2 separate regions of the Mus musculus genome follow, and region 1 is linked to region 2. A link is a loop called in an ENCODE intact Hi-C map of the cell type or tissue named here. Cell type or tissue: gastrocnemius. All regions are shown on one strand.

The links. Hi-C counts contacts between places; a loop is a spot of excess contacts. Peaks named below come from ENCODE experiments on the same cell type or tissue, not always from the same donor. Only the 100,000 strongest peaks of a DNase experiment are listed, where the experiment ranks them.
Region 1: a loop joins it to region 2, with 3 times the contacts of the local background. A loop is called at or near these places in 11 of 42 quality-filtered maps.

Annotation. Positions count from the first base shown.
Region 1 is chr8:102,776,905-102,779,404 of GRCm38, reverse strand. All of the region lies in intron 1 of Cdh11 (cadherin 11), which reads left to right. Among named protein-coding and RNA genes, the nearest start is that of Cdh11, 7.0 kb to the left of the region's middle. In gastrocnemius, no CTCF peak of the experiment used is centred here; a DNase peak (open chromatin) is centred at 1,349.
Region 2 is chr8:102,514,593-102,517,092 of GRCm38, reverse strand. No RefSeq gene overlaps it. Among named protein-coding and RNA genes, the nearest start is that of Gm39233, 200 kb to the right of the region's middle. In gastrocnemius, a CTCF peak has its summit at 1,152 (motif pointing left); a DNase peak (open chromatin) is centred at 1,123.

The DNA of each region.
Region 1 (2,500 bases), 260 kb before region 2:
CCACTGGAGTGACTTTTACACATTAAACTCCGCTCTCACTGTTCAGATCTTTTATAAGGAATGACTTCAGGCCCAGTGTCACCCTCCATATAATGGTGACCTAGTTATGAGAACAAGCTCAGTGGTCGGGTGGCTCCTCCCTCCTCTTAATTTCAGACACCTAGAGATCTGTTTCCAGTTCTCCTCAGGTTCCACCAGTGAATGGAGAATTTGAGGAGAGGCCATGGCTCTCCATGTTAGATTTTACTTCTAAATAAGAATAAGCTTGGTGTGACTGGCTCTGATGATTAAACTGAGGGCACTCACTGTGGTCTTTGGGAACATTTTGCCTGTGAGCATGTTGTGAAAGAGGTAGGGTGTTTTTCATCATTGCTGAAGTTTGACCCAGTTATTTAATCATGGCGGTAGCCTTGCTCAGCATCATGGTGACAATGAGGACAGGGAAGGTGAGCTTAGGCCGGTGTTTGCAGGGTTAAACATGCCATTATCTAAACCTTTGTCTTTTATTCATCATGTTTTTTTTTTCCCATTGCTCTTTAAAACGATATATTCATTTATTGTGTGTCTATATATGCGTTCTCTCTGTGTGTGTCTTGCACCCATGGAGGCTGGAAGAAGGCATGAAATCATTTGGAACTGGAGTGAAAGAGCTGTGAGCTGCCACGTCAGGGCTGGAAACTGAGCCCAGGTTTTCTGTAAGAGCAGCAAGTTCTGTTACCCACTGTATCCTCTCTCCAGGTCCTTTTCCAGTAATTTTGACTTTAAAATACGGCATTAAGTATTATTGATTTTGATTACTCAGGGTTGTATCTTAATCACCATACATACATGTTCTTCACGGAGAATACACCATTGAGCTGATCCTGGTCCCAGCCACATCTTCTCAGAACTTTAAGTAGCCTGCATTCAAAGTTTCTTTGTTTATGGATAGCCAGTGAAGACTAACCCACAAACAATGTGAAGACTTAGATGCTTTTTCTGAAAAAACAGACCTCACAGTAATATCTGTGTTCTGAGATTGCTTGAAAGGAAAAACCATGTTGCCCGGTGACTACTGAGCCCCAATAAAAGCTGAAGCTACCGACTGCAGAACTTAGACCCCGCGGCTGAGGAGACACTTCAGTCAATCAAGGGACTTGCTGAGCAAAAAGACCTGAGTTCAATCCCTAGAAATGCCAGTGGCATGCACATGTAATCCCAGCTCTAGGAGGTGGAGACAGATAAATATGCCTGGGGCTCACTGGTCAGCCAGCCTGGCTTATGAGTGAGCTCCAGGTTCAATGAGAGACCCTGTCTCACAAGACAAGGTAGATGACACCTGAGGGGTCGAAAGTTGTCTGTGGCCTCCTCTGGCATGTACACACGTGTCCTTGGGCTTGTGCCCATGCATGCGCCTGTGTGCATACACACAGCCCTTCCCCCGCACACAGAACTGGGATTTGGTTTTCTAGACTAACGATGACAGCCAGCAGCTCCTACTTTCAATGATTAGATGTAAATCTTCGCTCTAGATTGGGACATCTCTCAGTAAGTGATGGAGTGTTCGTTAGCGCCTGCCTGTTTTGAATGATTTCATGTGTTTAAGTGAGCCATCCTTTTTCCGTTTAGAATATTCAGGAGGCGGTGGAGATTTTAGAGATAGTTACTGCTTTTAAAGGGCCCAGGCCTCCTTTATACCTTTGCAAGCCTTATTTCCACTGCTCGTTTCACATATGGGTTGCTGTGGGATGTTACCCTGCAGTAACATCTTCCTGGGAAAGCTGCCTGAGCACGTGATATGCTGATATCCATCAGGGGTCTGCTTTCGTGTAAAAACGGCTCATTACTATTCCAGACTAGCTTAAAAGATAATTAGTCTCTTGATAAATCGTCTCAATTTCAAGACTGTTCCTGTTTATTTTTCAGGTAAATGTAGTTTGGGATTTCAAAGGGATGGCCCAGTGACAATTTTAACTCCTGAACAGACAGCAACTGAAGGAGTTTGTACCCCACCTGGTGATGCCTATCTTTTGTGGACCCAGAAAAGAACACAGTGACTTGACTTCTAGTTAAGAAATCCACGGGGCTCACCCTTTTCACATCTCTTACTGGTTTCTCAACCATTTTCACACCCTATATCTCAAGCAGACTGTACTTTGCCTGCTCCTGGGCTTTCTATCTGCAGCCTCCCTGAGGCAGGACTTCTTGCCCCAGGCCAGTGTTCTAGCCAGCCCTTTCCCACCAATAAACAATATCCTATCTGCTGCATTCATCTGGTAATGGGAATTAACACAGAAGGCCATTTTTTTGAGATCCTACTATGTGCCATGTGCTGACCCCATCCCTCTATAATCCTATATAGCCTCTATGGGAGCAGGGATCAGCAAATAACTGTTTAACAAAGACAGAGATAGAGAGCTCTCAGGGAAACTTGGGACACTCGAGGCTAAGTTTGCAAATCTACAAATCCCAATGCTCTGTAGTTTCCTGCTACATGGGATGTGTGTCAAATGTCTGGACC
Region 2 (2,500 bases):
AACCCATACTGTACCTCTGTGGATTTCATATTCCTCCAGATCAAACAAACAAACAAACAAACAAACCACAACAGCAAAAATCCCAGATCCATTCAATTGATATGTCCATCAACACACCTTTAATCAATCAGTGACATTAATAATTATTAGCACAACTCTAACTGAGGTTGTGTGGATAAAAGAGTTATAAATCTGGGAAGGGCAGCATTCAGGATTCAGAGGCAGCTAACAACCTTAGCAGATGTTATAAACTTGTTACCATGGCTTCTACATTCTTGAATAAAAAGATTCCCACATAGGGAGAGTTTGAAATGCCTGTATTTTATAGCAGATGGTAGAAACAGGGATTTGAAATGCTATGAAGCAAGATATATATATATATATATATATATATATATATATAGTTACTTGTATTTTATTTGATTTTTCCGTGCTAGAGGATATTCCAAGATCTTCATGGATACCAAGGAAAAGTTGGGAGAGTTACATTTAAAGGAGAACAAAAGGAAATTATATTAAAGTAATTTGTGTCTTAGGTACATACCTTTGACGAGGCTATTAGGGATGGGCTTGAGTATAGCCCCAATATAAACTAACAGTGAGTCTCCCTGCATCCCAGGAGTGATGGAAGCAGAGACAGTAACAAAATTTAACTTATATTCCAATAAGAATGAAAGTGACATAGTGATATGGCCAGTTGATGATTCTTAATGACCTAGTGCATGCCATCTCTTAGATAAACCTCATAATCTCTTGTTTGATTCCCAGAACAAATTAATATTCATGCAACACATTTTCAGAATGAATGTCTAGATTCCCAGAATGTAGGGCATTTAAGAAGATGACAAATATATGCTGCAATAATTTAAAAAAACTCTACAAGTATTATGTGTTCAAGCGACCTGGAGTAATGGAACTGCTTAAATACTTTAGGATAGATGGAAATACAAAAGAAAAATACCATGATACACACACACAAACACACACACACACACACACACACACACACACACACACACACACACACACCAACATTGGTTCTCATTTTGAGTGTGAAGTCATTTAAATTTATATGTGGAAACTTGCCTATAATTTCTCTTATTTTAAAGAATGAATTCCTGATATTTGGCCCCACCCAGTGGCCATTTTCACTGTCCTCTGGTGTATAACAAGATTCACTCTCAGAAGATCCAGTATGACATGCTATGGTTTTGGAGTGTGAAATAAGAGATTTTTAGTAGTGATGAATGCCAAGTGTAAGATTCAATAATTTCAAATCTAAACACTTTTCTTTTTGTCCTAAAGATAAATATCTCCACTGTTGTAGGGTTATTGTTTGATGGTGTATGTAAAACTGAATGTCCAAGAAAATGTTACTTTGATATATTCCATTGATCACTTGGTAATTGTACAACATAATCATCAAGTGACTAAATGATAGAAATAAACCCTGGTAAAATTACGGGGAAAGCTAATATGTGACCCAGACTATGTAAGTCATTAGAGTGCTTCTGACCCCAACCTGCAAGGGAGCTGAGTTTGCTCTTCCCCTGTTTGCCCAATCTATGTTTAGGAACTAGTGGCTTGAAGTCTTTGGTTCTTTAACAAGTAGTAGTAAGTCTGTTTATTACCATTCCCAATGAGCACCCCCTCCCCCATAAGATTATGTTTGCCTCACCTTTGGAAAGTAGAACACTTAAATGTGTAGAGGTATCAATCTCCAAATGAAGTCATCATCAAATGTTAAATTAGCAGTCAAAACTGTGACTATCTCATACATTACTAATTGTTGCTAGGCTCTGTCAGGAAAGCAGCATATATTCTAAGAGAGTGGATCCTTGTATCCTGGCAGTCAAAGCTATGTTGTTTCTCTCCTCATAAAAAGAAATTTATTACTGTACTGAGGATACTTACACACACACACACACACACACACACACACACACACACACACACACACAGCATGTGTATTTAGTTTCTTTTGCTTAGCACTTTTGTGGTGAGAGATTTTGGATTAAAAGCAAGGCATCAAAGGAGATCAAAGTAGATGTAGCAAGACAATAAATCAAACAAGAACCCACAGCAAGACTTTCAAATGATTGACAGTTTCTGAAGCACAGTATAAAGAGAAAGCTGAGAGAAGAGGTCAGAGTTGGAGGCAAGGAAGAAAGGATTGGATTTCAGGAGATCTTACGCATTTTGCTAAAATTTATCCTTTCACAAAAGAAGGGCAGCTAATTACAGAGAGCTGATTGAGATCGTTATTGCACTAAACCAGGTCACAGACTATGGCTGCCTGATAAAATATAAGGGCAGGGAGAACAACTGAATGTGATCAAGAAATTCCAAAAAGGTAACTGTGCAAAAGAGTGAGGAACAGGAAGTATCTTAGGATCAGCTGCAGGCTACTGTTTAGGCAATGGTTGTTGCAATGATGAATATGAAAAGAGTTGATGGAGCAATGTTCATTGGGTATTCACTAGGTTGGTTTTAAGTGGCT